Regions from separate parts of the Mus musculus genome. Here region 1 is linked to region 2. A link is a contact called in ENCODE Hi-C or POLR2A ChIA-PET data. All regions are on one chromosome and are shown on one strand. Each heading gives the region's core, a stretch centred on a gene start or an enhancer-like site at or near the end of the contact. The rest is flanking DNA. Distances are from core to core; before and after follow the strand shown. Region 1 holds the start of Dusp19 (dual specificity phosphatase 19). Region 2 holds the start of Nckap1 (NCK-associated protein 1).

Region 1 (3,152 bases), core at 333-2,832, 36 kb before region 2:
CTGCAAATTTTATCTGGTCCTATTCATTGAGTCAATCTAGAGAAAATGTATGTGACAGTTCTTAGGATACATGGTGGGACTTGAGTTTTGCCAAAAGAAAAAAAAAAATCACAATGCCAAAACAACCTTATAGGATGTCCCTTCAGTGAAAGCAGACAGGAGCTGGGGAGGTGTAGTGCCATGCACACACACACTACACGCGCATACACTTATGCACACATGCACACAAAATAAACAAACTAAAAAATAATGTAAGCAGATGGGTTTTTGCAGTTTTGAGAGGATAAATGAATTGGAACACCTAATGTAAGTCCAGCCTTAAACAACATAGTACTATGATGGTGTGCAAGAGTCAGTCAGACTTAGACCTAATCCCCTTGGACATCTCTGCTATTTACTGAATCTATTGCCTGTGCAAATTACTTAACCAATATTAATGCCAATTCCTGTTTGTAATATAAAGATAATCCCTATTTGAAGATCTTTAAAACAATTATATGCTGTGTATAGTTCATATTGTGGGTGTGTCTAACTCCTGGTTCTGTGTCCAAGTGTTAATTTCTCATTCATAAATGCACACCAATGCAGACTTATGGAACAGGCTGGTTTCTACAGAACACCATCCCAGATCAACAAGGTAACAAGTGAGTTCTCTTACAAGCTTGTTTCTTTTGTTATCTGTGGGCGATGCTTGTATACGAACTCAGTATTTCCATAGCACAAGAAATAAGACCATCGGGTTCATAGCTATGAAGCAGAAGCCCTGTGTTTAACACCCAAAGACAGGCACCACGAGCAGATGCAGCCACAGGAAGGACGTGTGCCCTCAACATCCCTTCAACAGCCAAGGAGCCACTTGCTTTTTGCATTTTTTTTAAAGGATATAGTCTTTTCTATAATACAAGAAAATACAACATCCCATTATCTTTTAAAGAAAGTTAGAAAAACAGAGGAACATTTCTTCTAAAACTCAATCATCAGGTGTCAAAGTGCTACTATGTTTTCAGAAGAAGGTTGTGCGGGCAGACACGTCCCTATTTTGTTCCTAACCTAAAAAAGTAAACATTTCAACTGTACATCAGGATAGCTGATATTATTGTGCATAGGGAATTAGTGTGCATAGGGGAAGCTGATGGCAAAGGAACCCAGCCTAGGACTCCACAAGGAAGTGGCGAGTCAGTCTACTCACCCAGAAGCAACCAGGGCTTAATAACGCCAACTTGCAGGTCCAAGGTAAGGTCCTGCACATAGCCACAACCACCCCCACCGCTGGGCTCTGTCTCCACAACATGAACTGTGGCATCTTCCCAGGTTTCTATAAGTTTCTTTCCAGTTAGCGTGGTCACCCTGGTGCACTGCTTCCTGAGATTATCCCGGGAGAATGCTTTGATTTCTTGGTTCAGGGAGTGCATTACATGAGCGGAGAAGGAAAAGCAGCAAGCTCAAGAAAAAAGAAATAAAAAACAAAACAAAAAAGGCACTGCACTGCTAGTCAGTCACTAGCCACTTACTGGAGCTGGCCCCTGCAGTGACAACCTCACCCCTTCCAGAGAAGAGCACAGCCCAGGCCTGCTTCCCGAGCACCGTTGTAAGGTGAGAGCTGATTGGCTGCTAAGAAACGGGCGCCGATTGGATGCCGTTTCTCATCTGACGGAAGTTGGGGGTCTTCCGGATCTATTCAGATGCTTTTTTATCTGGGCGTGTCTTCCTTCACTCTTGGTTTTTTAATCTTAGCTTAGTTTTGGACCCGGGGAGCGGGAGTGGGGGTGGGGGAATATTCATTGCTAAGACTCATTTGGAGAGAGCTGATGTCTCGTTTTTTCTGGAAGTGTTAGACTGGTTACGGAGATGACAGCAGCTGACCTCACGGCCTTTTCCCACCCCAGTGTGAGTCTCCTGTGGCTCACTCACAAAAGCCTAAGGCCCCAGGGGCTGCCCCTCGTTTCCTCTGCCTTCACTTTTTTCTCTGCCGTTAGTTCTAGAAGAAACATTGACTAGATAGAACCACTGAGTCTGCTAGTGAGGCTCCAACTGAATAGAATCTACATTAAAAAGTTGTTTTAAGTATATGTTTCTACAGACTAGCAAGGGTTAAAATATATGTGTATTCCTTCTTTTCAACGCCTTATACAGAGTAAATGGTAATAAGTCTATACGTAGTTGGGAAAAGCATAAACATTTACCAAACAGATGAATAGAATGACGATTCTGCTTACAAAAGACGATTGCTTTTTGCAAACGGGGACTGCAAGATTTCAACTGAAATTTTCCTTATTAACCCTTAATAAAATGGAATTTTAAGATCATTTAAGTACAGTGCATAACGTTAAGATTTAGAAAAATGTATTCTTCAGCACTGCATACAAACATTTTGTTGCTTTCGAAACAAAGTTTATGGGCTGAATTTTTGTGCCCCTTCAAAATGAGTTGGAATTATGAGTCCAAGTGTTCAAATATTTGGAGCGAGGACCTCTGGGAAATAATTAGTATTATATTAAGACATACGACAAGGTTAATGGCTTCATGAAAACTGTACTAGATGAAGCAAGATTAAGGAAGGATGTTGGGAGAAGTGGGTGTCAAGGAAGAGGAACAAACACACCAGGAGCCTTGCTTAGGCCAGCACCTTGATTTTGGACTTCTAGGCCTCCAAACCACAAGAAGTAAATTTTTCTTGCTTAAGCTACACAGTTTGTAGTTTTTGTTATGGACACCTGAGATATGAGCCAAAGTTTTTCTCCTTCAAATGGAGTTATCTGCCCACAATATCTACTGGGGATTCCAAAGTGAACTGTAAATTGTTTGCTTCATTTAGTTGACCACAGGCTCCTCAGAAACAGCTCTAACTATAAATCAATCCATGTATCTAACAATGAGCACTTAACTATATACCCAGCACTCTACTAACAAATTTCACATACTTAATGATATGCACTCGGCATATAACAATACTTTAGACATTATGTCATTTTACTTTACCACAAACTATATATATAGTTTACAACTGGAGAAACATGGTTTCTTTACTATGGAATGCTGCACTGCCCTCAAAATTACAGTAACTGTATTAACAAATATTAATTGAACTGGGTGCTGCATGGATTAAATACAGTAATAATTAACTCTGATTAATGCTGATTAATAATTAATAA
Region 2 (3,484 bases), core at 499-2,998:
ACATGTACATTTTCTTACCTGGCTGTCCCCAATCCCTCACAGCAGCGTTTCCTTCTCAGTGTCCTCTTAATTGTCTCAGACTTCAGCCCCCAGCCTCCGGTAAACTTAAATGCTAACTACCAGCTTATCAAGAAACCAAGTAAGTTAAATGCCTCAATTAGTCAATAACAGAACAAATAGCTCAATAGAGCTCAATAGAGCTAAATAGATGGTCTTTGAGATGAAAAGAGAGAGACGTGAACGGAGGGGGGGGTGGAGGTAGAGAAAGAATATACATTCAAGGTATGTAGCTCTATGTAGACTGCACACCGACAGATAAATGTTAAGATGTTTTTGGCAGGACTAGAACTTTTTTTGTTTTGAGACAGGATTTTTCTGTGTACCTCTGGCTGCCCACCTCTGCCCCCTGAGTGTCAGAAGTCTTTAGAGACAGAGTTTCTCTGTATAGTCCTGGCCTACCTCTGCCTCCCAAGTGCTGAGAAGAAAGGCATGTGCCACCATGCCCAGCCTTCACCAGGAGTATTAAACAGCCCTTAAGGAATTCTGTATACTCTCTGGTAGAGTTCTGGAAGACTAGGCGCTACAGTAGCTTTTTAAAATGTCTTAGAAACAATTTGTTACATTTCACTACAAAGTTGCTTTGGTGAATCCATTTTTTTTTTTTTTTTTTTTTTTGGTTTTTCAATACTGGTTTCTCTGTATAGTCCTGGCTGTCCTGGAACTCACTCTGTAGACCAGGCTGGCCTCGAACTCAGAAATCTGTCTGTCTCTGCCTCCCAAGTGCTGGGATTAAAGGTGTGCAACACCACTGTCCGCCTGTGAATCCATTTTCTTACTAACTTCAGAATGCCTTGTTATAGAAGGTGGTGGGTTGATTGATTTAAATTCATGAATACGATACACAATTAGACTATATTAGGTAAAGCCCCAAATATCCCAAGTCCCCTGGAGTGCAAGTTTTCATTGTAGTCATTCACATGGAGACACAATTTGTTCCAGTTTGAAACCCTGTGTGATGAGGAGTGGACACGGAGTGAGATGATGACAAACAATATTTGGTTGGTGATGGGGTGGAAAAGTAGAATTCCAGAAACGATTGGGATTTATGGTGGAGGCTGGGAGCGAACCCTCTTACTCGGAACAAAATTTGTTTTGTTTTTTATTTTGCTTTTTTATTTTGCTTACCACATGCCAGAGCCTATTCGTGTCTCCTCCGGATGGGTGCTGGTCCATGATAAGTCCCTTCATAATAATCTAAGGAACTCGAGCTGCCCTTACTTCCGACCTCCTTCCTCCGAAGCCAGCTGGAGGCGGGAGCGAGCACCGGGAGGTGGCGAGGCGCTGCCCGCCGTGCGGAGCACACATCTGCCGCGTTCTCCCTGGAGCGTCTGTCAAGGCGTGGGAGGAAAACAAGCTCGGAGCCGCCAGGCTCCTCTCGGGGCCAAAGTCTCCCGAAACACACCGTCCCCGTCCCCACGGCGGTGCGGGCCCTGGGGCGTGGGGAGCGGGGACAACTTCGGGGGAAGTCCAGGACCGCGGCTTGGGGGTCCCCGGAGCGGAGGAGGCGGGGCGGGGCGCTCCGGACCCCGGGCTCCGGCCGCAGTTCTCCCGGCGGCCTCGCGGGGGCGCCGGCGCGGCCGATCAGGTGACCGAGCGCCGGTCCCGGCTGCGGGAAGCCGACTCGTTCTCAGCCGCCGCCGCCGCCGCCACACCTAGCGGAGGAGCCGGGAAAGGCGGCCCGGGAGTGGGGGGTGTACTGGGGCGGAGAGCGCCGCGGGTGGAGGCGGAAGGGCGGCGGGCGGAAGCGAGCGCCGCGGCTGCTGTGTCACGGCGCGGGTGGGCGCACGGCATGGGCGCGCCGCGCTGAGGCGGAGGTCGCGGGCGGGCAGGCGGGCGGGCCTGAGGGAGGCGGCGAGCCGGGGAGTAGCGCGCCCGGCGGCGGTGGCGGCGGCGGCGGCCGCACCATGTCGCGCTCCGTGCTGCAGCCCAGTCAGCAGAAGCTGGCGGAGAAGCTCACCATCCTCAACGACCGGGGCGTCGGCATGCTCACGCGCCTCTACAACATCAAGAAGGTGCGCACGGGCCGGCGAGGCCGGGCGGGGTGCGGCGGGGGAAAAGGCCGCGGGCGCCAGCTCGGCCTGCTCGCGCGGGGCCTCCGGGATGCGCCGCGGCCTAGAGTGAGCCGCGGGGCGGGCAGGCGGGAGCCATTTCCCGGCTCCCGGCGGCGGGAACCGGCCGGGCCGCGCATGGCCGCCGCGGCGCTCTGGTTTGCGGGGAGGAAAGGAGGGCGCGCGGCCTTCCCGGGCTGCGGCGAACGGGCCCGGGGTTCTTGGCTTGCGAGTGTGGGAATGCGGCGATCGACCCTCTGGTCCCCACTTGGCCACTTGATTTTTCGTTCCCTGAATCAAGCCCCTCACCCCCACGACAGCGTGTTGACGTTTGGGATAATTTCATTTTGAAGATGGACCGGAGGGGGAAGTGAGGGTGGAACCGGTTTTCGTCTGAAATACTTGTAGGCTGTGAGTCACTAGAACAGGAATAACCACCTTTACTCCCTACTCCTCCTCATTTTAGTTTTCCCAACCCTATCTGATTAGCACCAAAGCACCATTCCTTAAAGTACAATGGCTGTATAAAATAAAGACCGAGTGTGCTCCCGTTGCTATCTCCTTCGCAACATAGTACGAGGATTTGAGCAACTAGACAGTGGACCCATTGAAAATCTGAGTGTCTTCAGATTAGGGAGTGGAAGGCTGTATCGAAGTGAAGAAAAGTAGATCTAAAGGTGGAAAAGGATTGCCATTAATTTACCTTAGAGGGAAACAACCTCAAATCCATTTATTTTAAGCCTCACTGAATTTGGTAAAGAGAAAAAGTTTCCTTTTGGTACACTTTATACCAGTCCATCCTTGCGGGGTTCTGTGTATCTGTGTCTTTTCTTTAATAATCTTGTTTATAAAATTATATATGTGTGTGTGTGTGTGTGTGTATCTATCTATCTATCTATATATCGTGAAATATACTTTTGACCATATCAAAAGGATATAGGTTGCTTGTGAGTATCCTGAAGATTCTTTTTAAAATTTAGAATCAAAGCATTCCAGTATAAACTTGTTTTATTCAGTTTATACAGTTAGCTTTTGACACTGCAATTCTGAAGCACACTCTCTAAATGAATAATAGTAAACGTTGGGAATGGGATAGCTGTGTTGTTCTGGTTACTCACTTGGCTTTAATGATTGTCTCTACACCCAGCACAGTTTGGAGCTAGGAAGAACCCATTGCGTTTGTGCCATGACCATGACATCCACCCCTTGATCGTAACTTCATGGGGGTTGGAAGAATTAAGCTTGTATACGTTGCAGTGATGAGAGCCTTTGAATTTCACTGCTTAAGAAATTTGGAAATTAAGTTCTATATGCGAAACCCCAGCAAGTCAAATGTTCCTAAAAGCTACCAGACCTGTGGTTTTGTGGTTAGAGGA

What was found. A loop is a pair of places that touch in the nucleus more often than their neighbours do. ChIA-PET counts read pairs that join two places held with the same protein, here RNA polymerase II (POLR2A).
Region 1: a map of heart shows a loop between it and region 2 (6-fold over the local background). The contact joins the promoter of Dusp19 here to the promoter of Nckap1 in region 2. A Hi-C loop is called at or near these places in 13 of 37 maps with a recorded cell type or tissue (T-helper 1 cell, adrenal gland, gastrocnemius and 2 more). POLR2A ChIA-PET finds 5 or more read pairs at or near these places in 4 of 5 experiments (Patski and embryonic stem cell).

The regions. Positions count from the first base shown.
Region 1 is chr2:80,615,644-80,618,795 of GRCm38, reverse strand. It overlaps Dusp19 (dual specificity phosphatase 19), which reads right to left and starts at 1,582. Exons shown (of 4, transcript NM_024438.4): 1 at 1,190-1,582. The coding sequence starts at 1,412.
Region 2 is chr2:80,579,446-80,582,929 of GRCm38, reverse strand. Nckap1 (NCK-associated protein 1) reads left to right here and starts at 1,748. Exons shown (of 31, transcript NM_016965.3): 1 at 1,748-2,072. The coding sequence starts at 1,965. It also overlaps the pseudogene Gm13688.